3 separate regions of the Mus musculus genome follow, and all the other regions are linked to region 1. A link is a loop called in an ENCODE intact Hi-C map of the cell type or tissue named here. Cell type or tissue: left cerebral cortex. All regions are shown on one strand. Links, peaks and the distances in the headings refer to the core of each region. The heading gives the core; the rest is flanking DNA. Region 1 overlaps Atad1 (ATPase family, AAA domain containing 1). Region 2 has its middle 21 kb from the start of Gm36419. Region 3 overlaps Minpp1 (multiple inositol polyphosphate histidine phosphatase 1).

Region 1 (10,722 bases), core at 3,864-8,863:
ACACCCACACTCTGCTTAATTACCATCTACAGGACTTCTCGGTCAAGTATTCAGACCTTCCCCCCTTTTAAAGTTAAGTTAGCTTAGTTTTGGGTTCAAGTGCACATTTGTTTAGAATTGAAGTCCAGTTAGGTACATGTTTTGCAAATACGTTTTCTAGTATAGTTTTTCTTTTCATTTTCTTAACAGTACCTTCTTATTTATTTATTTACTTACTTATTTATGAGACAAGTTTTCTCTATGTAGCCCTGTCCCTGGTTCGTTCTCTCTCTCTCTCTCTCTGTAGACCAGGCTGACCTTGAACTTGAACTCATGCACATTGTATTCTAACTTGCTCAATAACTGACCAGGATTGTCCTCATCAGGATAATACCTGAAACTGCATAAATAATCCCCAACTCTCTTTGTTGTTTTACGAACTTCACAGCCTTTTTAATAGTCTTAAATTATACAATGAATAAATTATCCATCATTCGTTACTAAGGTTAAGGACCCTTTTCTTTTAGACTCTTTCCTACGAAATCGTTCCAGTTCTGACCACGAAGCTACAGCGATGATGAAAGCTCAGTTTATGAGTCTCTGGGATGGACTGGACACTGATCACAGCTGCCAGGTATTGTAACAAACGCTTCCATAAACATGTAAGGTTTTGTTATCAGTAGGAGCTTTATAGGGCTTCTTACTATACTTTTGAACAAAAAATCTTATTTATTTTTATATTTAGTGCTAAGTGATAAGGAACCAAAAGGACATAGTTTTTATAAACTTCACTCATTTTAATTACTACCATCAGGTTTATATAAGTAGAAGAGCTCACACTCCGTGTATAGTTGCTGCTGTGTGACTCTGAACCTCAGAGTACATATATTGAATAATGATATGTATCTGCCTCTAATCACTGCTTCATCAATGGTCATAATAAAAAATAATGTTCTGCCGGGCGGTGGTGGCGCACGCCTTTAATCCCAGCACTTGACTTGGGAGGCAGAGGCAGGCGGATTTCTTTTAAATATTTATTTATTTATTATAAGTACACTGTAGCTGTCTTCAGACACTCCAGAAGAGAGCATCAGATTTCATTACGGATGGTTGTGAGCCACCATGTGGTTGCTGGGATTTGAACTCAGGACCTTTGGAAGAGCAGTTGACACGCTTAACCGTTGAGCCATCTTACCAGCCCCCGCAGGCGGATTTCTTAGTTTGAGGCCAGCCCGGACTACAGAGTGAGTTCCAGGACAGCCAGGGCTACACAGAGAAACCCTGTCTCGAAAAACCAAAAAAAAAAAAAAAGTTCTGTATATAGAGTAAACTTTTGAAAGAGGAGAATACAAAATGAAAATGAAAAATGAGGCTTCACAAATAGCCTTTTTAAAAAAATGTTTATTTTAACTTACTTGTTTTTATTTTATGTGTATTGGAGTTTTCAGTACATATGTCTGTATGAAGGTGTGAGATCCCTTGCAACAGGAGTTGTGAGCTACCATGTGAGTGCTAGGAACTGGACCTGAGCTCTGGAAGAACAGCCAGTGTTCTAACCACCGAGCCATCTCTCCAGCCCCTTCACAAATGGTCTTAGCCCTGCAACTTAAGCCAGACTGAACTTGTGTCATTTCTGGACAAGGTGTGTGTGAAACAAAATACTGTACTCTGACCCCCTGGAGCTGCCCCTGCGTTCAGTTGCACATGCTGCTATGGGACCACTAATCAAGACAGAACCTGCAGTGCACAGTGGCCACACATGTTATCCTAGTTATACAGGAAGTGGAGACTGAAAGTGTAAAGGTTTAAGGTCAACCTGAGCAACGTTATGAGGTCCCATTTCATAAAAATACTGGAAATTTTGTAACCATAGCCAATCAGATAATTTATTTTGTGCTCACATTTTTTCCCCCATAATACTGATTTCTGACAGATTCACTACATGATACTTAATATCTTCAATTTGGTGTTCCTAGTTAACCTTTTTCTTTTTCCTCAAATAAACTATTCTTGAAAAACAAATTATAACATTAGGGGAGAAGAGATGCTTTAACAGGTAAGAGTACTGGCTGTTCTTGCAGAGGACCCAGGTTCAGTTTCCAGCATCCACACTGACTCATGCACCTAAGCTCCAGGAACGGGCTGCTCTACCAGCCCCCACCCAGCTTCTCTTGAATCCAGGGATAAAAAACACAGACACACACAGTTGTTTAATTTCAACTTGCCTTTTTGGCACAATTGCTGGGCGCTACTTATCTCCTGCCTGGAGAAGCTCTGCATCTTTCCACCTGCCCTCAACTTTAGTTGTTCAGTTACATCTAGTCCCAGCTAAACATTCCCTACCTCCCACCTGTAGGAGCAGCCACGAGCCACCAACCGCTCTGTTCAAGATCTCGAATGGCTGGCTACCTTTTCTCCCTCAAAAGCATGGAGAACTCTTTCCTTGCATCTGTCTCTTCCTGCAGGGACCTGGAAATTCACCTATTCCTTCTGCCCAGCAATTGGCCCATGGCTTTTTTTTTTTTCTTTTTTCTTTTCCTCTTGAGACAGGGTTTCTCTGTGTAGCCCTGACTGTCCTGGAACTCACTCTGTAGACCAGGCTGGCCTGGAACTCAGAAATCCACCTGCCTCTGCCTTCCAAGTGCTGGGAGTGTGACAGGTGTGTGACACAACTGCCTGGCAGCCATGGCTTCTTTACTGCTAGATCAAGAACCAATTGGGGAACAGGACCTTAGCATCAGAACCACCCCTACACACACACACACCACATGGTGTCTTATAACCACAAGAAAGTCCAGTTCTAGTGGGTTCAATAGGGATGCAAAGCAGTACGTATGAGTGCATTCACACAAAACATTCATGCACACAAAAGAAATACAGTTACTCTAACAAACAATGTATTTTTAACAGACAAATTTAGTAAATGATCATTGCTGATTTCATTTTCACAAGAGATAGGCTGAGTGTTGGGGCATTTACCTGTAATTCCAGCTCTGGAAAGGTAGGAGCAGGAGGATTTCAAAAGTTACAGCTAGCCTGGGTTATGTGGTGAGATCCTGCCTCAAAACAAAACAAAGAGCTGGAGAGATGACTCAGCTGTTAAGAATTCTTCCAGAGGTTCTGAGTTCAATTCCCAGCAACCACATGGTGGCTCACAACCATCTGTAATAGGTTCTGATGCCTCTTCTGGTGTGTCTGAAGACAGCTACAGTGTACTCACACATATAAAATAAATCAATCTTTAAAACAAAACAAAACTGGCTGGTATAGACCCACTAGCCTGTAATTGTAATGTTTAGGAAGCTGACACGGAGATTCCCAATAGCAGAGCAGCCGGTGCTATCTGTGAAGCCTATCTGGGAAAGTCAAGGGTTAGGGATGTAGTAGTCAAGTGTTTACCTAGCATGCCCTGAGTTTAGTCCTCAGCATTGCAATATAAAAATAAAAGAGCAAGAAAAAGATCACCTACTTTGATGGCTTTACATACAATAGAATGCTAATAAATCTCCTTAATGCTAGATATAGATTCAGTGGAAGGGAAAGAACTACTGTAAAGTCAAGATGTCATCTTTGTCATCTAGATTGGCTTTGAACTTTAAATCCTTTCTCTCCTGAGCACAGGAATTGCAGACACATGGCACCACATATTTCCTTTTAGTACAAGTGATTTATCCATGTTACTTAGTTGTGACTTATGAAGTCTTAGTGATTATGTATATTGTATATTTGTGTTTTTAATTTTTGTTGTTTTTTGTTTTTTTTTTTTTTTTGTTTTTTCGAGACAGGGTTTCTCTGTGTAGCCCTGGCTGTCCTGAAACTCACTCTGTAGACCAGGCTGGCCTCAAACTCAGAAATCCGCCTGCCTCTGCCTCCCAAGTGCTGGGATTAAAGGCATGCGCCACCACCGCCCAGCTTGTGTTTTTAATTTAAAATAAAATAAAAAACCCTTAGCGTGGGAGAGTCTCCATGGTGCAGCGTGCTTGTGGCAGTCAGGCAGAAGACACCTTGAAGCCGTTGGTTCTCCCCTTCTGTGAGGGCACCAGGATCCTAACTCAGGACCTCAGGCTGGGTGTAGCCTGCTCACTGCTGAACCCTTCACTGGCTCTGCACATTGGGTTGCTACCCAAGAGCCCAGGCTTTCTATAGCCATTTCTCATAAGTTTCCCTAACCTGTAGAGTGTCTGATGTACACATCATACAAGTGAGTCTCTTGATGTCATCCTAGTACCATAAATTGGAACTCAGATTCAGAACTCATATTATTCTCCAGAAAATGAGAATGTGTCCTTTTCATCACCTCTTTGAAATACAGTTTTATGATGAGGGGAACAGCCTTTAGTTAGTATAATGGTTAGAGAAGAAACCACATTATAAATGAGGGTGACACTTATGGAACATTTCCTGTTAATAGTTGGCTTTAATGAATATATAAGATTGGTGTAGACCAGTGGTGCATGCCTGTAACCTCAGCTTGTAGAATGTTGGTACGAGAGCCATTGCAGTGTGATACCTGCCTGATTTACTTAGTGAGCGTAGGTCAGTCATGTCTGTATAGTAAGACCCTGTCTTAGAAATAAGCCAGGTATGGTGACACATGTCTTTAATCTCACTCCTTGGAGGCTAACACAAGTGGATCTTTATATGTTGGAGGTCTAGTCTGTCTGTATAGTGAGCTCCCTGTCAGCAAAGGCTACACAGAAACTCAGTAAAATAAAGTGTAAGGTTTATTAATGGAAATACCTTACAAACTGCCCAAAATTAATTTCCTAAATAATAATGTTTTGTTTTTGTTTTTGTTTTTGTTTTTGTTTTCTAAAGATGTCTTTATTTATTATATGGTACACTGTAGCTGTTTTCAGATACCCCAGAAGAGGGCATCAGATCTTTTTACGGATGGTTGTGAGCCACCATGTGGTTGCTGGAATTTGAACTCACGACCTTCAGAAGAGCCGTTGGTTCTCTTAACCACTGAGCCATCTCTCCAGCCCCCAATAATAATGTTTAATGTGTTTGAGTGGTTGGACAGTTAGGCCATGTGCAAGAAGATGTATTAGGATTATGCCTTCTTCACAGCAGACTGTACAGTATAGAGGCAGTGGAGGAGACTCTAGCCATTCATGGGGAGCTAGCTCCTCAACAGTGTGTGGCATTTTGGTTTGCAAAACCACAATTTTTTCCCCCACAAATAACAATTGCTATTTCATTAATATGTGTTTTGGCTTGAAGAAGGGAATGATAGTGTTGCTATTTTTCTTTTTTTGTATGTAGAAAAGGTTAAAATTTATATTTATAATCATGAGTCAGAGGTTTTTTAATTTTTTTTTAAGATTTATTTATCTTATACATATGAGTACACCGCCATTGCTCTCTTCAGACACACCAGAAGAGGACACCAGGCCCCATTACAGATGGTTGTGAGCCACCATGTAGTTGCTGGAAATTGAACTCAGGACCTCTGTAAGAGCAGTCAGTGCTCTTAACTGCTGAGCCATCTCTCCAGCCCATTGAATCAGTTTTAAATGTATTTTACTTTTTTGGGAAACAGTTTTTCTTTCAGATTATGTTTTCAAAGACTGTTGATAGATAATGCTTGGACGTTAGATTCTTTCTGGCAAACGTATCATCATAAAAGAAACAACAGTAAGTGGTGGATGAAGCCTGTCATGACAGCTGGCACCTTAGCAACTAATGATACAGTCTTCCTTCTTAGAGAAGTGAGACATAAAGAATAATGGTGTTTTCAGTATCTTCATAAATAAAGATTTGAAGTGTAATGTTAGGTTTGCTGGCTTTTTAGAGATTTATGTATTTTTATATATATGAGTACTCTGTATACAGAGTAGCCAGTTCTCTTAACTGTTGAGCCATCTCTCCAGTTCCCTTAGCACACTTTTTTTAAGGTTTTGCTTTTGTGTCTACTTTTTATTTATTTATTTTTTTGTGTCTACTTTTTATTTATTTTTTTGTGTCTACTTTTTAGAGCATTGCTGTAGATACACACGGTGCTTTTTGTGGTTTTTGCAGTTTTCAACAAGCTTTGTTCAATATTAGTTCACATTCCTCCTAACAGTATATCAAAATACCCTTGTACTTTTTTTGTTTTGAACGAGGAGGGGTCTTACTCTGTAACCCTGATTGGTCTGAAATTCACTATGTACACAATGCTGGACTTAACTCAGGGATCTGCTTGTCTTTTTGTGCTGGGATTAAAGGCGCACACTAACATGAACTTGTACTTTTTCCCTTATTCGATTAATAGCTCATTTAGTCACTTTTACCCATCTTTTACATTTGGTAGACATTTTAAATTTATTACTTTAATCAAACAAAATGTAGAAAATAAAAATAAAAGAATCAGAGTGGTAAGATTTTGTTTTAGGACCACTTGATCCATATACAGACTTGCATAATGTCGTGGAATTTAAATATGTATTTGTACTTACATTTGTCCCCTCTAGATGGCAGACTTGGCTAATTAACAATAATTTTACCCTGTAATTTTAAATATCATTACATGTAAAGAGTAAAAATAGGCCGGGCGTGGTGGTGCACGCCTTTAATTACAGCACTCGGGAGGTAGAGGCAGGCATATTTCTGAGTTCGAGGCCAGCCTGGTCTACAAAGTAAGTTGCAGGACAGCCAGGGCTTTACAGAGAAACCCTGTCTTGAAAAACCAAAAAAAAAAAAAAAAAAAAAAGCAAAACTAGAATATAAAATTTGGTAGATAGTTTAATTTACTTTAGAGTTATTTGAGAAATCTAAAACTGTCAGGCAGAAATAGTACTAGTGATTCTAGATAAGTATATTCCTATATAATAATATTATGTTTGTATATAGCAGGTATATCTGCCGTTAGGTTATTTATATCCTTATGAAATTGTCACCAAGTGTGGTGACAAGTGTCTTACCTAAGCACTGAGGACTAGAGGCGGGCAGAGCTGTGATGTGAGTGTGAGGCTAGAATTCCAAGGCAGACAGCACTGCATAATGACACCCTGTTTCTTTCTTTTTTTTTTTTTTAAAGATTTATTTATTATTATATGTAAGTACATTGTAGCTGTCTTCAGACACACCAGAAGAGGGAGTCAGATCTCATTACGGATGGTTGTGAGCCACCATGTGGTTGCTGGGATTTGAACTCTGGACCTTTGGAAGAGCAGTCGGGTGCTCTTAACCACTGAGCCATCTCACCAGCCCGATACCCTGTTTCAAAAAAACAAGCCAAGACCTTTCCTTCTTTAGAACATCTTTGTTTTTATTTTTGTTGATTTTTAAAAATTGTTTTTCTTTTTAATTTTTTAAAATTGTGCATTGGTATTTTGCCTGCATGTGTGTCTGTGTGAGGGTGTCAGATTCCCTGGAACTGGAGCTGCAGACAGTTTCGAGGTGCCATGTGTATACTGGGAACTGAACTCAGATCCTCTTGAAGAGCAGCCAGTTCTCTTAACCACTGAGCAATCTCTCCAACCTCTAAAGTTGTTTTCATTTCTGTATTTTTTATTTTATTTTGTTTTATTTTTTTTTTGGTTTTTCGAGACAGGGTTTCTCTGTGTAGCCCTGGCTGTCCTGGAGCTCACTTTGTAGACCAGGCTGGCCTCGAATTCAGAAATCCACCTGCCTTTGCTTCCCGAGTGCTGGGATTAAAGGCGTGTGCCACCTCGCCCGGCCATTTCTGTATTTTTTAAAAGGTAACTAATAGACTCAGAAGTTGGTAGGACTGATAGCATATTTTCTCCTTTAGAATTTTTCCTTTTTTAAAAAAAATTTATCTGTAATTCATTTTTTATACTCCATGTTTCATTCTCCGCCCCTCCCCATCCCATATCTCCTCCCCATCCCACCCCGTCTCCACGTGGATGCCCCCACCCCCACCCCACCTGACCTCTAAACTCCCTGGGCCTCTAGTCTCTGGAGGGCTAGGTGCTTTATCTCTGAATGAACACAGACCTGGAAGAAGTCTACTGTATGTGTGTTGGGGGCCTCACTCATATCAGCTGGTGTATGCTGCCTGGTTGGTGGTCCAGTGTTTAAGAGATCTCAGGGGCCCAGATAGAGACTGCTGGTCCTCCTATAGGGTCACCCTCCTCCTCAGCTTCTTTCAGCCTTCCCTAATTCAACAACAGGGGTCAGCTGCTCTGTCCATTGGTTGGGTGCAAATCTGCATCTGACTTTTCAGCTGCTTGTTGGATCTTTTGGAGGGCAGTCATGATAGGTCCCTTTTTGTGAGCGTTCTATAGCTTCAGTAATAGTATCAGGCCTTGGGGCCTTCCCTTGAGCTGGATCCCACATTGGGCCTGTTGCTGGACCTTTTTTTTCCTTAGGCTCCTCTCCATTTCCAGCCCTGTAATTCCACCATCCCCGATGTTTTAGAAGTTTTCTTTCCCCCTCCTTTCAGAGCTTCTGTTGTCTCTGAGGGTTGGGGTGAGCACAGAGCCTCTTACATGCTGGGCAAGCAGCCCTCTGCGAGCCACCATAGCCCTTGTCAGAGTTTCATGCTTGCTTTGGTTCCCAGCTTTCATTTGAAGTTAAATCCTGTAAGGTTTAAATTTAGCGTACCACCCACGGAGCTGGTGGTCCAGTGAGATGAGGCTGTGAAATCCAGAGAGAAAGCACCTAAAATGAATCAACTGCCATCAGAAGCCTCACACTTCCAGGGAAATGCCTTTTTTATAACGTTGTGAAAGGACTTAAAGGGTGCCTTTCACTCCTACTCCCAGGATGTAGTCATTTAATAACCAACCATATTTTGTAAAATACAAAGCATATTAACATTTTTATAATTCATTGGTATAGGTACTTATTATATTTGTGAAATACAGTGTTTTTGGAAACTTACACTTCTGCAATAATGGATCTTATAACTGAAGAGTAGACATCTTAGTAGAAATCCAGTGAGTTTTCACCAGTCTTTCCAGATATGCAGTTGTTTGATTATTTTAATCTTACGATTAAATTCAATTTTACCTATAAACATTTGACTAATGCTGTTTACCATGAAATTTCTCTTAAATGATTAGCTTAAAAGCCACTTCCCAATGATAATGATCTCAGAAAATATTGTCGGTAGAGCTAATTAATGCCTCGTTTGTCTTTATATGTTTAGGTTATAGTAATGGGAGCTACCAATCGCCCTCAAGACCTTGACTCCGCTATAATGCGAAGAATGCCTACACGATTTCATATTAACCAGCCTGTGAGTAGTCTTTATTGTATTGAAGAGGGAAGTAATTGCCTTCTGAGAAGGCTTTTATCTGTGACTTACAAACAGGATCATTTGGTTTTTGGATTTCTGGAAAAGAAAGGTATAAGGAACTCCTGTAGGCTGTGCCCTCTCTGGTGCCTTTCTGTTTTTCTTAGTTTATCCTGAGATCAGTGCATCTGCCCTTTCCCCTAGAAGTAGATAAGTACCTCAAAATTGCCTACAGGCTTTAGTAGTTTACCTTAGGGAGATACAGAAGAAAATCGAATTAACGTTTTGGATTAAGACAGAATTAAATTTGGGAACTAGAGGTTAAAGGATCATTGTTTTCTGAATTCTTAGCCTAGAACAATTGAGATTGATTATTACGAAGTTAGTGGTTCCAGAACCAATGTACTGTGCTGTGGCTATGAAGAAAAATGCCATTCCACTTCTGCTTCCATTTGGTTTTGACACATTCGCACCCTGGAGCCTGGAACTCTAATAGGAAACCCACCACAGAGCGCAGGCGCAGGCTGACCTCAGACTCTAGGCCCACGTTCCACAGTGTTGCTCCTCAGTGTTGCTCCACAGTGCTGCTCCACAGTGCTGCTCCACAGTGCTGCTCCTCAGTGCTGCTCCTCAGTGCTGCTCCACAGTGCTGCTCCACAGTGCTGCTCCTCAGTGCTGCTCCTCAGTGCTGCTCCACAGTGCTGCTCCACAGTGCTGCTCCACAGTGCTGCTCCTCAGTGCTGCTCCTCAGTGCTGCTCCACAGTGCTGGTTCACAGGAGCGAGGAGCTCCTTGCTACCTTACCCTCGAATAGGCTGTTATAACTTCTTAACATCCTATATTTTCTATAGAGGAAAACAATTTATACAGTTGTGAATTTAGTCAGCTTTTATACTGAAAACAATAGGTTCTCATGGCAGGTGATGTGTTCTATATGAGCAGCATATTATATGTATAGGCACTTAAGGGAATTTAGTTTATCCTTTCAGATTTTATAATAAAAATATAACTCCATTTATAATCTTACAATTTTTAACCTAACTCCATTCTAACCTTGAAGTTATATTCTCTCAGTTGTCAGATTCAGTTGATGCAGTGAAAACGGGCTCCTAAGGTTAAGGTCGTGGGCTCTGTACACTTACTCTGCTAAGCCGTGTGCTAGAGCCAACACTTCTGGTTCTTCTGGGGATATATATATATATGTATGTATATATATGTATATATATATGTATATATACATACATACACACACATATACACACATACCTACATACATAAAATCATTTAATCGGATAAATCACTGAGGTCTTTTTGAACAACAGAGAATGAGGTAGATAAATGAGACCAGCAAGGCCTTCGAGTCCTAATGAGCAAAGATAAGAGAGTGTGGAAGCAGTTAGTGGGTGGGTTTGTGTTGACTTAGAGCACTGAGGAAAACAGATGTCTGTCAGTCTGGGAAGGTAGACTCCTGCGATGTTTACATGGACTGTGTATGTTTCACATACATTCTCTAGTTTCCAGGCAAGATAGTAGACTAATTTAAAGAACATTTGT
Region 2 (10,722 bases), core at 3,604-8,603, 170 kb after region 1:
GGGGGGGTGGGGGGGGGAAGGTTGGACATCTACACAAAGACAGATGCGTATGGGGGGGGGGAGGTTGGCAAATTGGAAGGATCCAACATATGTCCAAAAGTCACATGAAACGGAAATGTGAGAGATGGTTGAAAAATATTTCATGAAAGAGAAACTGAGAAGTTTCCAGAGTTGGAACTTTGAAGCCTGCTCCCCCATGCTAGGCTAACGGCAATGCCATAGTCCAGAATCTCATGGATTAAAGTCTGAAAGTTGTAACAGAGGACAAGTCAATACATAAAGGCAAATAATTAAACTGAAACCAACCAGTTGGCACATCACAAAAGATATTCAATAATAATGCCTGTTGGGAAAGGGCATCAGTTTTATGAGCCATCAAAGACTGCAAATTCAACTGTCTTGAGAGACCTCCGCAAGAATGGCGGAGAGGAAGCAGTAGCGAATGCAGGGAGTAGAGGAAGCCCCGAGCCTGTGAAGTTCTGAGTGGATGTGTATTGTTGTCATAGAGCTCCGGACCTATGGGGAAATGGCAAAGCCTTCCCTTCTGGTGAGTGTCTGTGTGTGAGCAAGAGTGTGTGTGAATTTGTGAGTGAAGGACCCTAGAGGCTCAGGTCAATGGGGAAGTGGCAAAGCCTTTCCTTCAGGGGTACGTGGTGTGTGCATGCATGTGTGTGTGTAGACAGGTGTGTACAGAAAATGTCCCTCCTGGCTTTCTCTCCCTGAGAGAATTATAGCCTGAGCCCTGCTCCTGTAAAGAGCCTGTTCTTTACCAAGATTAGTTAATCCTGCCCCTTGGTTCAGCTGTCTACACAACCCTTGGCTCTTCAGCTGCCTGTTCTCACCCAGCCTCCTTTCTCAGCTGTATGTGATAACCCTACCTCTCTGTTCAACTCCCACCCAAACCCAGCTTTCTGTTTGTGTGTGTCTGTCCGTCGTATGTCTGTCTTTCCTTCACTCCATCACCACACCCAGTCAGGTCCGTCCTTGGAGCCATGTTAGACACGGCAACCAAATGGTGGTGGAACGGCAGCTAGATGGCACTTTCACAGATTGTTGGTGGCAGTACATAGCAGCTTTGTGTGCTCATGCTAACTGTGTTACCCAAGAAACCCATTTACAGTGTCGCACACATAGGCTACAGGAAGCCTGCCCCCAGTTGGCTCTGATTGTGAAATAAAGCTGCCAACGACCAATGGCTGGGCAGGGAGACAGAAGTGGGACTTTTAGGATTCTCCAGGGCAAGAAACACTGTGAAGGAGAAAGGATTTTCCCCATGAGAGAGGGTGTAAGACCATGCCATGAAGGAGCAGGGGGTAAAATGGCTGAAATGTGGGTGCAAAAGGAAAGTGGCCCCATGGGAGGACTGCCCAGAAGGAAGCAGGGCAACAAAGATACAGATTTAGAAAGGGTTACCTCAGGAATACCAGACTCTACTCGTGTCAAACAGTGGGGTGGTGGTATGGTGATTGCTGCCCCTCACAGAGCTACTGCAACAGGCAGAAGGCATACTCCATTACATGGGGACGAGGAAGGATGGAGATCATTGCCACGAGGCAGTACAGGCAGCTTATGGCAAGTTGGTGGCAGAGCCCTGACGTTTTCATCCATCTCTCTGTTCAAGCCACCTGCTTTATGGAATCAACAGGTTTCAGTAGTGGGACAGTGAGGTCTGGCCTATATAGATGACAGCTGTGTCACTGAGTGAGGACTGAGATGGAGGTCAAACGTAGATATCTTCTTTCTTTGAGAATTCTCCTAAGATTTCGGACATATAAAAAATGGGGCTAAAACCTAATTAACACATACACAGCATGCACATAAAACATATGAGCACACAGCATTTTTAACCTCTGGTATGTAATCTCATGCCAGAGTCACAATTATTGCTCTAACAGGTGGGGTTTTCTTTTTTTTTTAAATAAAATCAATAAACATATGCTGCAACTTGGCTCTATATGGAATTACAGCAAGGTATAGATTGCACCTTATTTTAATAACTTCCAACAGGTGTGAGCTGTGCTGTCTTAGGGTTTCTGCTTCTGCACCATCATCGTGACCAAGATGCAAATTGGGGAGGAAAGGGTTTATTCAGCTTACACTTCCAAATTGCTGTTCATCACCAAAGGAAGTCAGGACTGGAACTCAAGCAGGTCAGAAAGCAGGAGCAGATGCAGAGGCCACAGAGGGATGTTACTCACTGGCTTGCTTCCCCTACCTTGCCCTACTTGCTTTCTTATAGAACCCAAGACTACCAGCTCAGAGATGGTCCCACCCACAAGGGGCCTTTCTCCCTTGATCACTAATTGAGAAAATGCCTTACAGCTGGATCTCATGGAGGCACTTCCTCAACTGAAGCTCCTTTCTCTGTGATAACTCCAACCTGTGTCAAGTTGACACACAAAACCAGCCAGTACATGTGCCTTGCTCTGAAAAACTTCAGATATAATTCTAGGTTATGGTTTAATACAAGAATCAATGAACTTGGACCAGCAAGATGGTTCGGAGAGTAAAGGCACTTGCTTCCATGGCCAACAATGAGCTCCATCCTGGAGACCCACATGTCGGATGGAGAGAACCGATTCCCACAAGTTGTCCTCTGACCTTCACAAGTACACAGCGGCATGCACCTCCTACCCCAACAAATAAATGAGTGTAATTAAGAGAAAAGAATCAAGAGCCTGTCCAACCCCCTGATGAACTAAAAAACAAACAAACAAACAAACAAAAAAACCTTCTAGACTAAGCATGTGGTTCGATCAGCTGGCATGGGAGACAGGAGAAACTGAAGAGGTTGGACATGAGGCTCCCATCCTAAGTTGTTTCTAGCTTCCATTTCTTACAACTTCCTGGTCTCAGCAATTACAGCCAGTGGCCCCAGGGGGCAAAGGGCAGCAGCATCTGGAACACATTTCTATGGCAGGGATGCAGTCAGAGAGTCCAGTAGTTCACAATTAGTCTGCATCATGGAAACAGACTACAAAGCCCCAAATAAACGTGTCCTAATTCCACTGCTAGTCCCGAGGGAGCTGAAGCCAATTTAGATGGAGCCTAAAGTGTTATAGGAAATATAAAATAGCACCACTAACTTCCACCATCTTCTCACTGGCCAGATGGGCCTCATAGCACTAACCGCAGTATCAGGATGAAGTGGAAAACTTAATCTTCCTGTGCTCCAGGGCTTCTCAGGTGTAGGTATGGTCCCCGCCCAGTGCTATTCTATAATATACAGAACCTATTTATAATCTAACACCACGTCTATCGCTGGGTAGGAGAATTTTAGGGTATGCTATAACGTTACATGAGATGATTCCCTTAGGACTGGCTCTTGTACACGTGTTTGAGCGAATGCCAATGAACACAGGTATCCATCTAGGAAAGTGCTTATGACATACATACACAGTAATCAGAGATTTTGGGAGGTGGAAAGAGGTGTCTGAAGCAACGTGGAGGTCTGCTAGACACGCTTTTAGCACTTTTTTTTTTGTAAGAGTGAGACTGCTGTGGAATGTTGTCCTCTGAGCATAGCATGGCCGTTAGCATCTGAATCAGCAGCTTTGAGTACTGGCAGGAAATGGCAGCAAGACTATGCACAGTCATTCATAGGAGGAAGGGAAAGCTTCAGAGACTTACCAGGGAGGCCAGCCACGCCCTACCTCCTAAGCAGCACTTGTTCCCTCATGCAACTGTACACAGCTGCACACTGCTACCTCGGGTGACTAGGCGGTAAACAGTTAGGCAAAGGGGCCTCTATCTTTGCAGTGTTTGAGAGGTCTACACTCGTGCTTGGTTGGGACTTCCAGTGATGCTGGTGTTTTAAGGGTCCTCTGTATTCCATTAGGTAAGCCTGATAAACTCACCGGTTCACAAAGCTAGGCACAGTGGCATACCATATAAAGTATCAAATTCGTATATCTTTGGATTTTATTGTGTTGGAAAGTTTGATTTTTTTTAGTCCTAAAAACCACATGGTATTGGTACACAGAGAGAGACAGGTAGTTCAAGGGAATAGAATTAAAGAGCCACAATTGAACTCACACACCTATGGTCACTTGATCTGTGACAAAGAAGCCAAAACCATCCAGTGAAAAAAAGACAGCATATCAGCCAATGTTGCTGGCTTAAGTGTCAGCCAGTATATGGAAAAATGCAAATTGATACATTCCTTCAGTGCTATCTGGGGTAGGGTCCTATCTGGGGTGAATACACTCCAGGAAACGTTCCCACCACAGAGGCCAACAGCAGTTGGAGCTTGAAAAGGTTTTCCTGATTTTTCTCACCTCCAGCAGGTCGATGTCTGAAGCAAAATTAGAAGCAGGTTGGAGAAGCTCCTGAGTGTGACCCTGGCGACCTCACCCTCTTTATTAGAAAACCTGAAGCCTTGCAACATGGTTAGACAGTGTAGAGTCCACCTACTCCGAGGTCTGTATGCACATCTGGGAGTGTCCTGTGTTGGGCTCAGGACCAGGAAAAAGACAACTGTTTCTATCTTGCCTTTTGAACGCCCTGGCTGATGGAGTCCTTGAACTCTGTAGCATGGTACGGAGATCCAGGGACTTCCCTCGGCCTACAGTATTTGGTTAGATAAGGGCACTGCTATTCTACAGCTAAAATAGATCAGTCAGGAAGGCACCCTCCCTCAGCATGATCTCCAACTATCAACAGCTTCTGGGAGCACGCCTACTCTTCTGCATTCTAAGGAAGGTGAGAGAAAGAAAGATTCCCTCAAGGAAGGGAAGCCAGTGGACAGACCCCAAGGATAAGAAAAGCATTCAGAATCAAACAGGTTTTTCCTAGCTGCCCGTGTCTGGTGACAGATTTCACCAATGTACGCTCAGACAGTCCACAGCTTCTTACACTGTGGGCTGCTACACCATATGGAAGTCACATAATTCAATGTGGGGAGAGAGTTGCAAAAGAAAACAACAACAACAAAACAAAAACAAATCAGCAATAGTAAAAGGTTTCTGAAAGTACAAACAAGATTAATAAACAAATCAAATGTGCAACAAGTCTTGGATGATTCTGGTACTCTTGCCTTTCTTGCCTTTCTGCAGCCCTGGTTCTGAGCACACACAAGGACTGTGTATCATGCGACGCCATCCAACACCAATGGGCACAGCCCGAAACACCTCAGTTCAGACATGAGACATGACGTGCAGTATGAACTGCTCTGTTTTTTTACTGCACATATAAAGTTTTTACTGCACGCTAATATAGTGGGTTAATGGAAAACAGAGTCTTGGAACATTTTTCTATTGCCCATACCATATAAAGTATCAAATTCATATATCTTTGGATTTTATTGTGTTAGAAAGTTTGATTTTTTTTAGTCCTAAAAACCACATGGTATTGGTACACAGAGAGAGACAGGTAGTTCAAGGGAATAGAATTAAAGAGCCACAATTGAACTCACACACCTATAGTCACTTGATATGTGACAAAGAAGCCAAAACCATCCAGTGAAAAAAAGACAGCATATCAGCCAATGTTGCTGGCTTAAGTGTCAGCCAGTATGTGGAAAAATGCAAATTGATCCATTCTAAAAAAAAAAAAAAAAAAAAAAAAAAAAAAGAGAGAGAGAGAGAGAGAGAGAGAGAGAAAGAAAGTAAGTTTGATTTTAAGAATTGCTGTTTCTGAGTTGTTGACCTACATTTCGTAAGAGATAGCTGTGAAGTTTGGCTTGGGATTAGGATAGAAATTCCAACTATTTCTGAAGTTACCTTAAAAATTGCCACTACCATTCTTTGCTATGTATTTATGCAAAGCAGAGTTCTCCGTATAGATTATTCAAAGCACTGATTAACTCTGAGAAATGTTGAAGATGTCCTACATTCTGCAGTATCAAGCATTCGACCATGATTTTAATTAAGTAAAAATAAGCACACACGGGCTGGAGAGATGGCTCAGTGGTTAAGAGCACTGACTGCTCTTCCAGAGGTCCTGAGTTCAATTCCCAGCAAACACATGGTGGCTCAAAAACATCTATAATGAGATTTGCTGCCCTCTTCTGGTGAGCAGGCATATATTTAGGCAGAATACTGTATACATAATAAATAAATCTATCTTTTTTTTAAAAGAAAGTACTGCTGCTCTTTTTAAAAAGCACACTTATCTTAATAGTATGTAAACTTGTTTTTTTTAAATAAAATGTAGAATTATATGTTTACCAAACAACTGTTTCTTATCACCAAATGTTCGATTTGTATACATATATTATAAACTTATATTCTGGGATTGCATAAACATTTCTTGGGCAGAAAGAGGCCTATCATCCTAACACTGAGAGGCTGAGACAGGAGGACTGCTAAGCATCTGAGGCCAACCTAACCACATAACTGTAAATGTCTGTTTTATTTCCTCAGTGGAAGTGATGAGATGAGAGCTACGCCCAAGCTGTGCAAATCCATGGCTTGGGCTGAGCCCAGAGCATTTCTTCCTCTGTTCTAACTATGCCTAGGCTAGGCCTAGAAGCTCTTAGCCTTCGTATAATCTGATCTACCAAGTTGACTGACTCAATCTGGCTTCTCTCTGTGTCTCCCTGAATTGCTCTGCTTGGCCTCATACTAACATCAGCAATCTGTTCTAATCTTCTGGCTCATTCTCATTTTCTGGCTCATTCTGTTTTCACTTGTGTCTAGCTTGATCTCTCTGCAACCTGCCTTTGTAAAACTGTCATACACACACACCACCTCTCTCCTCCAGCCCTCCCCCCCCCCTTCCATAGCCTCTCCTGTGCTGGTGCGAGTTGGGCGTATCCTATCTCTGACTCATTCTGTCAAATCTTTTTCTGATTTGTCACTTTGTCTGCCCCCCAGTTAGACAGGACTTTCAAACATGGCTGCTTCCTTCTACAAACGAACCTTACCTTTATTGTTAGGGATTAAAGGTGTGCACTAAAGTGTGTCTGCATTCCAGCCAGATCACAGAGACCTAGAAGCTCTTTGAGTGTGATCCCTTGCCAGAGCAGCCATGTTGCTGGATTAAAAGTTCTCTACACATAAAGAGTATTAGGCTAGCCAGGGATACACAGAAGGACTTTGTTTCAAACAGCAAACAAACAAAAACTCAAACCAAATCAACCAAGTGAATGAACAAGCAAACAGCCCTAATTATTTTTCCCAAATATTTATTTTGTTGAAAGTTTCTCAAAGCATTAGGTGTATGTACAGCTTCGTGTGTGCACCAACTGCATATTCAGGTGTGTAGAAATCAGAGGTTGATATTAAGTGTCTTCCCCAGTTGATTTCCACATTACGTTTTGGAGCTCAGAGTTTCAGTGAAGCTAGGTGGTCCTTGAGCTCTGGGGACTAACCCATCTCTGCCTCTACAGCCCTGGGATTACAGATGTGTGCCATTGTGCCTGGCCTTTCACGTGGATGCCACAGATACGAACTCAGGTCCTCGTGACCGAGCAGCAAGCTGTTCAGAATGAGCCATCTCTCCATCCTCAGTTTCTACACTGTTGACATTCAGACAAGACAATCAGTATTGGCTACGGGCCCCACTCTTGTGATTGGCCAGCCTGCCACTCACTTACAGTGTACTCAATAAACTTAAAAAAAAAAAAGTGAAAGAGGAACGGAAAGGAAGGGGAAGAGGAAGGGGAAGAGGAAGGGGAAGGGGAAGGGGAAAGGGAAAGGGAAAGGGAAAGGGAAAGGGAAAGGGAAAGGGAAAGGGAAAGGGAAAGGGAAAGGGAAAGGGAAAGGGAAAGGAAAGGAAAAGACAACTAGAACTGAGCTTGGTAGAAAGAAAATTAGAGAAAATAAAAAACTTCCAGCCCTCCTCTCATTTTCCACAGTGGCTGTTTTACATATAATGTAATAAAATACTCAAACAAGTTTCCCAGTCACACAAGGGTTATCCAAAAAAGGGTCATCCTTGTCATCTTCCCAGCTCTGTGGCTTAGAAGGATGGCTGCTTACATTCTGTACTGGCTAGTTTTGTGTCAACTTGACACAGCTGGAGGTATCACAGAGAAAGGAGCTTCAGTTGAGGAAATGCCTCCATGAGATCCAACTGTAAGGCATTTTCCCAATTAATGATCAAGGGGTCATCCGTGACTTCAAACTCAGGCTTCCTCATCACAGTTAGGAACCAGGCAACGGTCTTGGAGCGTGGCCTGATAAGGACGTGGCATTTGCCTCCAAGGCAGCCTGGTGGCCACAAGAAGAGATGATGGTGAAGAAAAGTTTGTGGTGTTACGAACTGGCAGGCATGAAAAGCAAGACAAATCTCATCTTGTGGCAGGCCTGCCACACAAAACAGCTGCTCTCACACATAAATGTTAGCGTTGAACGGGTGTAAGTGGGATGCTTGCAAGTGAAAAGGGCTTCCAGGTGTACCGGGTGTTCAGAAGGAAAAAATCAGAATAATGGCTAAGAGACAATTCAGTGATCTGTGACACAAATTCAGGGTCATAGCCACAAAGAGCAAATGAATGAATGCTTATTTTCAGCTTAGGTTTGGCAGAAGGCAGCCAAGTTCCAAGTGTCATTAGTGAGCTGCCTGAATTACCACCAATTTTCCTACTTAATATTCTGACTCAGCTATTTAACTCCAAAACTTTTTTTTTTTTTTCAAGACAGGGTTTCTCTGTAGTCCTGGCTGTCCTGGAACTCACACTGTAGACCAGGCTGGCCTCGAACTCAGAAAACCGCCTGCCTCTGCCTCTGCCTCTGCCTCCCGAGTGCTGACTCCAAAACTTTAAGGATGTGGACGAACCTGTTCTGGAGTTCCGACGCATTCGTTGGAATTGTGAGCTGGTTATGACTGGAGAGGAGGAAGCTTTCCTTCATCCCCATGCTTGTTTCTGCTTGTAGTGTCATAGTTAAGATCAGGATTATATACGTAGTTTCAAGTGAGTGTGGGCAACTTCAAAATGACCACAGAATCAAAAAAAACCAACAACAAAGCATAGCACAAGGCACACATGCAGTTGTGGCTTAGAAGGATGGCTGCTTACATTCTGTACTGGCTAGTTTTGTGTCAACTTGACACAGGCTGGAGTTATCACCGAGAAAGGAGCTTCAGTTGAGGAAATGCCTCCATGAGATACAACTGTAAGGCATTTTCTCAATTAGTGATCAAGGGCGAAAGGCCCCTTGTGGGTGGGACCATCTCTGGGCTGGTAGTCTTGGTTCTATAAGAGAGCAAGCTGAGCAAGCCAGGTGAGGCAAGCCAGTAAGGAACATCCCTCCATGTCCTCTGCATCAGCTCCTGCTTCCTGATCTGCTTGAGTTCCAGTCCTGACCTCCTTGGTAATGAACAGCAGTAAGGAAGTGTAAGCCGAATAAAACCCTTTTCCTCCCCAACTTGTTTCTTGGTCATGATGTTTGTGCAGGAATAGAAACCCTGACTAAGACACCTTCTAACCTCAAATATTTGAGTCATGTGTCTTTATGTGGTTGACATTAACTACAGTCCTAGTTAATGATGAAATCTAACAACTACTATCACACTTTCATAATCTCTGACATTACACCAAGTGTTCAAAGAATCCCAAGTTATTTAGCCAGCCTAGGACGCCAAGAATACTCGCTTTTCAGATAACACCTTTGGATAAAAAAATAAGGTAGACTTATCTTTACGTGGCCATAGGTTAAATGTAGTACTCAAACAGAGAATGTACTCAGAAGGGATTAGTGAATTAAAAATACCAATTCAGGGTGACAGGATGGACCAATTAGGTGCAGGTGGCTACCTTCAAACCTGGCCACCTGTGCTCTATCCCCAGACTTGAGTGTAGCCAAGCCACTGCAGCAAGTTGCCCTTGGATTTTCATATGTACGACGGACACACAAGCTGTCTTGGGGCTTGAGTATCTGCCAACTTAAAGTCTACCCGCAGGGCCTTCCTTCCCTTTTCAAACAAGGTATTGCTCCAACAGGGCCATTCCTCCTGATAGTGCCATTCCTTATGAACCTATAGGCAGACGTTTCCATCTGAATCACCACAAAGGTACATCCACAAAACAAATGCAAAAAAAAAAAAAAAATACAAAATTCTAATTTGTACTAAAGATGGGGGATCAAGAAGCCTTGTGAAAAAATTCACATCAGTTGAGTCACTCACTCAAGAACAATACACAATCTATGACTCCTTTTTATGAAATCATTTTCAACTAACTCCCAACGATTTTCAGTTATGCATGGCATGGTGAGTACTCTAGGCAGTGAATACGGAAAACTGGACCAGAGAAGCATAGGTTCTACAAACTGCTCTTCTCTTGTTGGGATCTGCAGTGTATGTTACGATGTTCGTTTAGGTAAAACAGGATTGGAAAGATGCTCATTATTTTTATATCTACACTATTTAAAGGTGTGAAGAGACACCATGACCAAGGGAGCTTACAAAAGAAAACATTTCATTGGGTGTTTGCTTAAGTTTTAGAAGGTTTAGTCTACGACCATCATGGCGGCAGGCAGGCAAGCATGGTGCCGGAGCAATAGCTGAGAGCTTACCAAAGTTGGAGACAGAGCTTAGGCTTGGGTGTAGGCTTTTGAAACCTTAAAGTCCACCCCCAGAGACACACTTCCTCTAACTGGTAACCAAACATTCAATTATGAGTCTATGGGGACCAATTTCACTCAAAGCATATCTTCTTTGTAGGATTTGTATCCTGGAGGAAGGGTAAATGAATCTCCATCATGTCTGCACAGAGTGTGTGCATTTGTGGTACTATACTAGAATAGCATATAACCAATGCGAACTAGCCCTGGCTGT
Region 3 (10,722 bases), core at 3,513-8,512, 200 kb after region 1:
CTCAGCACTGAGCAAATGAACAATGATCAAATGGGAAAGGTCTGTTATCTCATAAAGTGTAAGAGCTGGAAGTCACTCAGAAAATCAAACAGGAAAAAGTTAACTCCTATCCTAAGTATTATCTTTATTTGAAATCTCCACCCCCCAGAAGCTTCTGGCTGGACCAGGAGACCGGCTTAGCTGATAACAGAACTGGCTGCTAAGCCCCAAGTTTCATAGCTGGAACCCATATGGTAGAAGAGAAAAATCAAGTCCTGCAAGCTGTCCCTTGGCGTCCACACAATAAATAAATAAACATATATAAGTTAAAAACTGTTTCTGGTAGCAGAAACCAAATTAATCTAATTGGGGATTTTGTTTTATTAGGTTTTTTTTTTCCTCCTCTAACCCCTGTTAAACCCAAGAACATTTTACAAATTAGTGCTGTATGAACAAAACTCAGTACAAACCACACTGAAACAGACCATCCCCAGCTTTTGTTGCCCCGTTTTGGTCAACGTCTGTCAAATGAAACAGGGTTGAGGTCCCACCACACATTTCTAGCCGAAGCTTTAACTTCTGTTTGCTTTTGGTGCTGGAGACCTCACACCTGGCACGCACTCTACCAGTGACTGTACCCTCCCGCCATACTGTAAAAGTGAGTTCAAAAGTAGGAATGCTAGCAGAAGATTCTTCTCAAAGGACAGATTCCCTTTTAAAATAAAAGTCTTTTGCATATTCATAGCAGAAGCCATTTTACAACAGAAACTAGAAAGAAGCCATGTGCCACTGCGGCAGGAAGCGGATAAAGGCCAGTGCACACGTAAGGCAAGGGCCCCCACACTACAGTGCACACGCAGCCGCAGTGATTGTTACAAAGGGAATGTGAGAGAAAACACCATCATCAGGAGACAATACCAAGTGTGACTGCAACAAAACTAATATATTGATTGGTTAATATCAATTACCATATCAAGGTTTTATAAAAATATAGTTTAAAAAAAATTATGCATTGTATGGTATTTTCCAGAAGCTTACAAATAGTAAGTTCCAGATGTACTCCACGGGGTTTTTTTGTTTGTTTGTTTTTGTTTTTTCGAGACAGGGTTTCTCTGTGTAGCCCTGGCTGTCCTGGAACTCACTCTGTAGACCAGGCTGGCCCCCTCGAACTCAGAAATCCGCCTGCCTCTGCCTCCCGAGTGCTGGGACTGAAGGCGTGCGCCACCACGCCCGGCTTGTACTCCACGTTTTTAAAGACGCTTTTACCTTTGCTTCTGCTCCACTGCTTTGTCCAGGTGTAGAAAAATGTCCTGAAATAGGTTGCAGCTGGACCGGCTGTTAATGGTGTAGCCATAGCTTCGTTTCCAGTACTGTTTCAGGTCGTTTAAGTATTCCAGAACCTAAAGAGAAACATTTCAGAAGTAATTCTAATACAGTTCCAGAAATGTAACAAAGTCCTGTTAATAATTCTCAGAGAAGTTGCACTAATTCCATTAGAGAGCAGGCAGCAGAGCTTAGCACTCACGGCCTACAACTGCCGCCCCGGGCATCTGAGGCCTCCACGGTCCAGCACCCACCAACACCTGTGGCACCAAAACTTTGCACCAGGGCTAATGGGAAATGAGGGCCATGGGCTCTGTCCCACGCCTTCTGACTTATAGTCAATGCAGATTTGTGAGAATATTAAGACAAGAGCTCCTAGAGAATCTTGGTGCTAGTCAAAGTTTAGGACAGAGTTAGACCAGTGTGCTGGATCCCAAACAAACACCTCAAAGTCAGCAAAGGGGAAGGAAGATACAACGCACAGATTTCAAAATAAAGGCAACTAGGTAAAAGTATGTTAATCTACTCGGAGATAACACAATAGCATTAGGAATGAAAACAGTGACAAGTGACCATTACAAATCCCCTATGCACACGTATGTCATGAACTAGGCTTGAAGATGCAGATTCAACAGGCTTACAGCCAGGTATAAGTTACGTAACTGACTTAAGAAAATCTGAGGAAGCAAATAACTAGAGTCAAAGATCTAAAGAGAAGTTGCTGTTGAAAAGGCTGGGGACAGGTTTACCAGATGGCAGATCTGGATAAGGCGAATGACTTTTATGTGAACATCTTAAACACAAAAGTTGGCCACAGAGTACGGTACTCTGGGAACATTTACAACAGACGATGGTGCAGAGCTGTAAAAACAGGCAATGTGACAGGGAGTGGCTGGTTCTGCAATCTCTATAAAGACCTGCCTGACTGCCAACAAGACTTCTGTCTTAACTGTCCCATCACCACAGGCAAGCATATTGTTAGCATCTTTTATTCCATGTGCTTATCTGACGTCAGAATCTTCAGTTGTAAGCAAACACCGGACATAAAACACCCACTATAACAACTGTTGGCTAAATAACAGCAGAAAGGGTCCATCTATCCACAAGGCCCCAGATAACCAAAAATCTCCATGGTGCTGAGAACTGTGTAATTGTCTCTTCATTTAAAATGCACTGTACATTTAGTGTGTATGTGTGTGTGTGTGTTTGCACACACACAGAAGCACATCTTTGTATGGGCTGGTGCATGTCAAGGGCAGAGGGCAGAGGGCAGAGGGCAGAGGGCAGAGGACAACTTCAGCTCAGGCTGTCAGGTTGGGCATCAAGCACCTTTACCAGCTGAGCCATCTCACCAAGCCATCATCTTTAACTTTCAAACATCTCAAACACAAAAATATGCTACAGTAATATATAACAATCTCATGTGGACCCACCATCCAACTTCAACAAGAATCGCTTAGTCAATCATGTTTCAACTATGCCCGAGTTAGCAGTGAATTAGCCTCAGGTAAATCCCTGGTACAATCTGATTCATCCGTGAGTGCTTCACCGTGTGACCTGCCTCACTGTGTGAGTTCCAAGGGCTAACAGATAAAGTTATTTTTAATCAAATCACTGAAAAAAGAACTTTAAAAGACAGAGTTATATAATTTTTTTTTTAATTACGAAAAGTTATGTGCATGTGTGTGTTCGTGAATGGTGCCTCTGGAGACCGGAGGAAGCATTAGATCTCCCACGGTTAAAGAAGGCTGCGAGCCACAGTGTGGGCGAATCTGAGTCCTCTGTAAGCACTGTAAGTGCTCTTAACCACTGGGCCAGTCATGTAGCCACAAGACATATTTAACTAACTGCCTTTTACGGATAAAAGGAAACTCTTAATTTATTTGAACATGTATTTCAAATTGTTAACTCATGGTTGCTTACATAAGTTCTTTGATCACACAAAGCAAAAGGGATAACCCACAACACAGAAACCTGGCAGGCAACATTCTCATCAAGTGATCAAACATATCAAGGATGTGACAAACTGACATCATTCTTTATGATGGGAAACATTTAGAAGGATTTCAAGTAGAATTCTTGTCAAAAATGTTTAATCTGAACTTATGTATTTAGGTATACCCAATATATTCTGCAGGAAAAAAAAAAAAAAAAGCCTAGATTCCTATGGGATGCCAGTGCACAGCAAATGAAAGAAATCTAGAGTCCTTTTTCCAGATGGAAGGAGTCTCGACACACCACCAAATGGATCAGACATCCTTGAAGAGACTCTGAATTTAAGAACAGCAACTATAGAGGGCTTTATTAAGATGCCTGTAAAAAATTGTGTGTTGGGATGTCCGTTCTATGGTGTGATTACGATATATACTGTGATGCCTGAAAACATGATATGAATGGTCATCTATCCATGGCATGGAAGAGAATGGTCTTGTTTGGATGCACAAGTGCTCACCCTATCATTTTGGAACAAATAAGAGGGAGGACTCATAGGAATAAAGAAATACATAATTCTGAAAAGAGATGTCTTTAACATCAAAAGTTCCAGGGGCACCCTGAGGTGTTTGACAGATGTGGCGTCAGGTTTTGCCATGCATGAAATCACCTGCTGGAAGGAAACAATGTACAGAAAGCAAGAATAAAATGTCTGAAAGACAAGGAAGTTAATAAGGGTGGTCGAGGGATGCACACAGGCAGGGTCAGCAGAGGCAGGTGATGACCACCTCAAGGAAAGTGGTGTGTGTTCTGGAAGTAGGTGTGGTCGGTCATTACTAGGGGCCACACATGGGCAGAGCCACTCAGAACAGGAAGGAAGCAGGCAGCCAACTGAATCACATCCCAAACATTTCCACAACTATGGCAACCTTGGCAAACAAGTTAAATGACATTTCTCCTTTTTCAGAAATTATCATTTCTATAATCTTGAAAGTGATCTCCTGATCACCTGATCACCCCCTGGACCCGTGCAGGAGGAGGAGGGAGGAGAGGAGATGTTCTGACATGGGAACGGTGACCAGAGATTTCTTTGTACTTACACTGGTAACATTATTAATGGTGTTCTTTTCATTTTAAAAGTGTCCAGCCAAAGGTGGAATGAGGGAGAAGAAAGACGTCTAAAGGGAGCACAGGTCCAGAAATGAAAGTGAGAAACAGGGAAAAGAAGACAGGCACCTCGTGCTGTCGCTCAGATACAGAACAGAAACCTGGCTGGGGTGGGCGGAAAGCGGACGGGAGGAGGAACAGAAGAGGGCAGAAGGAAGCGGGGAGCAAGGTTAGTGACTTCTACGGAGATGTCACAGCCCAACCCATAGACTCAGGTCTGTGGGAAACCGTCCTGAGGTAACTCGGCTTTACACTGGCCTCAACAATCCTTCCTCCCAGAAGCAGGTTTTTACTTGGAATGAGGGGAGGGCACCTGGAAATCACGGCCCTGGGTTCTATCTCCACAAAAACACTCCTGCAGATGAAATACAAGGTTCCAAAGACAAATCCTATGTTCATCCAAAACAGGGCACATTAAAGGCAGGAAAGCTGGGAAGTTTCTAAGTAATGAGTCCTGAGCCCAGTACAAGAGGTCACTGCGGGCTGGGGAGTAATCACCCAGCACTGACTCAGCACAGAGGGGAAGAAACGACACACGTGACACCCGTGTACCCCGGCACTCAGCACCCTAGAGCGGTCATCCACTGAGATGCTTCACTCCCCTCAGCTCTCCCGTGAGCCCCTCCTACACTGGTACAAGAACCGTGGCGGCGTGACCTTTGACATGTTACTGCTCATCCGAGCCGCTATGAAACAAAACAAAGCAGCTCATGGGCTTCAAATCGTGCTCTATTTGGCAAGGAGTATATTTCTTTAGAATGTGGAAGCAATTTTTGGTTCCCATATGAAACACTGGCATTTACATATGCGTAAAGGTAACTAAGGCCCAGAGGTCTATAATCCCGGACAATCCAGAACACTGTCCCACCCTCCCTTTCTACACCCAGCACTCACGAATCACACAGAATTTAGTCCCTTAAGATCGGAGGTCTTCCTATAGTCCTTAAAAGTCCATAATCAGGTGAAAACAAAGGAAATGAAAACTGAAGTGAACCATGGCCACCAGCAGGTGCAACCAGGCAGCATCTCAGTCAAACATCGGAACTGGCTTCTCAGGAAAACTACTTAGGGTGAATCAGGTCTGTGGAAAATGGTTCTCTCTGCAGCCCACTCAGCTTTATATTAGCCTGCCACCTGTCCAAGCAGTCGGTTTTTAATTGGGACGAGGGGCACCACTTAGAAATCAAATTACCATTTTTCTGAGTTCCATGAACCCAATTATTTACCCACTTAAGCATTTATTCTCCTTACTTAGGAATATCGGGAGTTAGTCCCGGGCAGTTTGTATACCCGAATCCTACCGATTTTCTGAAAAGCTGCTCTAAGTAATAATAAGAAAAAATTCAAATAATGACCAAAAACCATGAGGAAAAAATATAAACAAAATACTTACCCTTGCATCATCTACGTCAAACACATCACACCAGGGAGAATGGACACCTTTAATTGCCAGGTCAAATGAACAGGTGAAAAAAGCTACCTGAATTAAGTCTGGGGAAGAGAACAGGTAAAATGTGTGAGTTACTAGTTTCTTTGGTTCTTTAAAGGCTACAGACCCATAAAAGGTTACGTGCATAGTTAAACGCACAGCTGAAAAAACGGAGTTTCTGGAGAAGAGACGACGGAGGATCAAAGCCTGGCCTGCATGATGCCAACAGCCAGCTGCACCACTAGAGGGGACCGTGTGGGAGACACTTCAATCCAATGAGACTACGCAGCCCTCTGGAAATGGAAACTGTTTTAGTTTTTAGAACTAGTTGGTTGCTAAGTGCAGGCTGCCTAGGAAACCCAACAGAGGGTTAGCCCAACGGCTTATTAAATAGAACTTGATATTGATAACTTCAGAGGGAGAAAAGGAGAGCCAAGGTCTTGTTTAGTTCCCAACTTGAACATTAATAACGATAAAGTATATTTATTATCAGTTTTTAAAACTACACAATAGTTCACATTATAACTATTAGGTACATAACCAGAGACACCATGGAAGATTGAGACGGAAGAAGAGAGTGAAGGGGCGGGAGAAAGACGCTGACTCCAAGCAGAACACAGGAAAGGACAACCTCAAACAGCAAGGAGGGAACGAATGGTCGCTTTTCAAACTTAGCTGCCCAAGAAATCACAGCAGGTTTCAGAAAAAGGAACCAGGGGTTTTTACACTGCTAACTGCTTTACTTAGGCACAAATGGGTACTAAAAGAAGGGATAGGTCATTGAGTACTTGGGCTTCTAAAGGAGGCCTTGGTCAACACCAGCCAAGCACTGTGTTCTCTGGTAAACAAGTGGGTAACACTTAATGATGGAGAGAAGAGATGAGGTGCAAACTGCAGGGGTGCTAGCATTACTCCAGTTCATTTTACTGTTTGTTTTTTCTTTCCCAAAGGAAATGGGACCAACATTAATTAATTGATACTATATGCATTCCATATCAGTTCAGTTTAAAGAATGTCTGAGGTAAATATTTAACAACAACAACAAATACACTTTGGGGTTAGAAAGATGGATCAGCAATTAAAAACCCTGGCTGCTCTTACAGAAGATCCAAGTTCTACTCCCAGCACCCACACAGCAGCTCACAATGCTCTGTAACCAGTTCCAGAGGATCTGACCTCCTCCTCTGGCCTCCATAGGCACCAGGCAACACATGTAGTTATATATGTGCATGCACACACACAAAACAGACACACGCACACTCAAACACACATAAAAATCTTTTAAAAGGGAGCTGGAGAGATGGCTTAGTTGTTAAGAGCACTGAGTGCTTTTCCAGATGTCCTGAGCTCAATCCACAACAACCACATGGTGGCTCACAACCATCTGTAATGGGGTCTGATGCCCTCTTCTGGTGTGTCTGAAGACAGCTACAGTGTACTCACATACATAAAAATGTATTTCTCTAGGAATAGACATAAAAGCTATTGGAAATGTTTCCCAACACGTAATAAGTCAGTGTGGCATGTTGATACTGCGCATGTCTGATGCCATGACATGGCTCATTTAGAGTCTCAGTCTTAGCTCTCAGACTAGGAAGTGGTGTATCTATATCCAGAAACGAATGACAAAACAAACAGAAGACACATCACCAAGCCAGGCCCGGGAGATTTCAACCTTTCCCTCCCTCCAATGCGTTCTTCTAATATCTTAGAAACTAATCCACAGTAGGAGACACAATATCTCTTCTCTACCTACTAGTATTTACCAATATCCAATAAGTTGTAAAGTTCTAGAAAATAAGAAAACACTTCATTTTCTTAATTTTCCATTGCTAGGTGACCATGTTTCCTCTTACGGCCATCTGCTTCCACTCTCCAAAGCGTCCCCTACAGATGGCAAGCTCCAGGCAAGCACTCCACTACAGCAGTTCAAGAGAGAACCTCATGCCCTCAGAATCTCTACAGACAAAGCTACAAACCCCACTTGACTTTTCACTTACTAAAACCTACCATTCTCCCACATTAACATGCAGTCCTAAAGTTTCCCAAAATTAAAGGATGTATATGATTTTTTTTACTTGTATTATTTTACTAAGAGATAATTCAGAAAAGGCAACTTTTACACTATAAGTAATACTTAGAAATGAGGCTCTCATAAAAAAAAAAAAACCTACATTTAAGGACCTTGCATAATAATTTATAAAAGATTTAAAGAAGATGAAAATAAAAATAAGTGCCCGGTATATCATTTTCCTGACCCAAGACATACTATTTAGTTAACATAGATTTAACTATGGACCTTAAGAAGAGTGACTTTTTTTTTTTTGGCTTGTTTTACATTTAACACCTCCAAACTACTTAAAACAGAATGTAAGGGAAACACAGCATGAATATTACCTGCATTTAAACTGTTCATTGGCACTTGCAGAGTAGCTGCAACTTTCTTTAAGACCTTCTGCATTTCTGGTCCAGTTTTGAAAGCTTCCACATGATAAAGAGCCGTCTCGTTTCTTTCCACATCAGTTAAGAACTTCTCACAATGATCGAAGAACCTCATTAGTTTATCATTAATTCTTGGAGGGCCACACTCCATATCTGAAGTGAAAAGAGCACACATATGTAAGTCACAGGCATAAGTTACAATTTCCAGTCACTGAAAATGTAAAGGGTAAAAAGGAAACATTTAACAAATGATTAAGCTGTGTCTGGGAGGAAAGAAACCAAAACTGAAACAAGCATTGATCAAGAGCATGGTACAGTGGCCAGTGGAGCCAGGAGAGGAAGTCAGATTCTGGGGAGCTGGAGTTAGGTGGATGTGAGCTGCCTGACAGGGGTACTGGGACTCGAACTTTCGTCCTCTGTAAGAGCAATAATCTCTCTTAACCCCACAGTCATCTCCTCAGCCCCAAAGAGAATCATGTTTTGCTCCATGCATTTTTTTGGGGGGGGGGGGATTGGGGCTCAAACTCAGGGCCTTTGTATGCTAGGCCAACTCTCTACCCACTACATCCCTAGCCCAGCTTCTTCATTTATAACAATTATAATGTACCAGCGGATATGCTAGAAAAGACTTTTAAAAAGTAGACTGAAAATGACTTAAAGCAATGCTATACAAGGAAATAATTTACATAAAATAAATATTTTCTTGCAACAAGAGTAACAGGAAAGCATGAAAATGCAAACCTGTTACTGTGAGACCCGGACTTAGAGCGTTTCTCCCTGGAAGGTAAAGCCCCTGGACGTTCCCCAAGCTTGTTTTCCCTGATCTCTAAAAATACAGCTAGAAGGAAGCTCTTTGTTCTCTATAGCCAGCAAAAGCCTTTTTGTTTCTATACTTTACAACCAGAGATGCCTGCCTTCCTGTGCTGAGGACATGGGAGATAAAAATTCAGAAAGAGCTCACTCCCCACTCCTGCCTTGTAAATTTCACCAAGGACACCTGAAAGAGAAGAACTCTCTTCCCAACTCCTCCCAACTCTCCTCCCAACTCCTCCCAATTCCTCAGCTAGCTGTTAAAAGCCCCTTACTGATGGACCATGTAGAGACTGCCATAGCCAGGGATCCACCCCATAATCAGCATCCAAACGCTGACACCATTGCATACACTAGCAAGATTTTATTGAAAGGACGCAGATGTAGCTGTCTCTTGTGAGACTATGCCGGGGCCCAGCAAACACAGAAGTGGATGCTCACAGTCAGCTAATGGATGGATCATAGGGCTCCCAATGGAGGAGCTAGAGAAAGTAGCCAAGGAGCTAAAGGGATCTGCAACCCTATAGGTGGAACAACATTATGAGCTAACCAGTACCCCGGAGCTCTTGACTCTAGCTGCATATATATCAAAAGATGGCCTAGTCGGCCATCACTGGAAAGAGAGGCCCATTGGACTTGCAAACTTTATATGCCCCAGTACAGGGGAATACCAGGGCCAAAAAGGGGGAGTGGGTGGGCAGGGGAGTGGGGGTGGGTGGATATGGGGGACTTTTGGTATAGCATTGGAAATGTAAATGAGTTAAATACCTAATAAAAAATGGGAAAAAAAAAAAAAAAAAGAAAGAAAAATTCATAAAAAAAAAAAAAAAAAAAAAAAAAAGCCCCTTACTGTCACCGCTCAGGGTCGAACTCCCCTGCCCTGCAAGGGGTTCGGCCTCAGCTAGTTTGCATCAGGGATGTTGGCCAGCTCATCCCGGGACTTGAGTGGAGGCCCAGCATGGGGGGGGGGGGTCTTGCATTACTAAGTACTGTTTCCTTCCAGCACTGGCTAAGGAAGCAAACTAAAACCAGCACTTTCCAGATTTCGCTGAGCAAAACTCCAAGAAGAGTGTTTCCTTGGCTGGGCGTCTTGACGCACGCCTTTAGTGCCAGCACTTGGGAGGCAGAGGCAGACAGATTTCTGAGTTCAAGGCCAGCTTGGTCTACAGAGTGACTTCCAGGACAGCCTGGGCTACATAGCGAAACCCTGTCTCGAAAAACAAACAAAACAAACAACCAAAAAAAAGCAAAAAAAAAAAAAAAAAAAAAAAAAAAAAAGAAGAGTATTTCCTTACTTTCCAGATTTCGCTGAGCAAAACTCCAAGAAGAGCATTTCCTTTTCTCAGCTAACTTTTCCAAACTGCCTTACTTTACGAAATATTCTGTTTTGACATAAACTACAAAACCCAGCAAAGCAACATTAATATTTTGGGTCTGCTGTTTCATTTCAGAAGCCAGAGGCTTGCCTCTGGTAGGCTCACCTGCCTGAAGCTCTCAGCCAGTTTCCTGGTTAGCATTTACTAAGTTACACTATTTTCACAAGTTGGCAACAAATACTAATTGGAAAAGCTTTCATTACCATGCTTCAACTGTTGGGGCCTTTTCCAAAGTATACTCCAAATGTTGCCATTGTCATTCTT

What was found. Peaks named below come from ENCODE experiments on the same cell type or tissue, not always from the same donor. Only the 100,000 strongest peaks of a DNase experiment are listed, where the experiment ranks them.
Region 2: it touches region 1 in a loop (3-fold over the local background); 16 of 42 quality-filtered maps call a loop at or near these places.
Region 3: it touches region 1 in a loop (3-fold over the local background); 24 of 42 quality-filtered maps call a loop at or near these places.

What each region holds. Positions count from the first base shown.
Region 1 is chr19:32,685,683-32,696,404 of GRCm38, reverse strand. Atad1 (ATPase family, AAA domain containing 1) reads left to right here. Exons shown (of 10, transcript NM_026487.3): 6 at 507-613; 7 at 9,083-9,172. Among named protein-coding and RNA genes, the nearest start is that of Atad1, 21 kb to the left of the region's middle. In left cerebral cortex, for the core only: CTCF peaks have their summits at 4,883 (motif pointing right) and 6,437 (motif pointing right); DNase peaks (open chromatin) are centred at 6,496 and 8,514.
Region 2 is chr19:32,516,877-32,527,598 of GRCm38, reverse strand. No RefSeq gene overlaps it. Among named protein-coding and RNA genes, the nearest start is that of Gm36419, 21 kb to the left of the region's middle. In left cerebral cortex, for the core only: a CTCF peak has its summit at 6,003 (motif pointing left); a DNase peak (open chromatin) is centred at 4,663.
Region 3 is chr19:32,489,041-32,499,762 of GRCm38, reverse strand. It overlaps Minpp1 (multiple inositol polyphosphate histidine phosphatase 1), which reads right to left. Exons shown (of 5, transcript NM_010799.2): 2 at 8,228-8,425; 3 at 5,795-5,892; 4 at 1,246-1,379. Among named protein-coding and RNA genes, the nearest start is that of Minpp1, 8.6 kb to the right of the region's middle. In left cerebral cortex, for the core only: CTCF peaks have their summits at 5,407, 6,053 (motif pointing right) and 7,239 (motif pointing left); DNase peaks (open chromatin) are centred at 4,574 and 6,092; H3K27ac peaks cover 236 bases.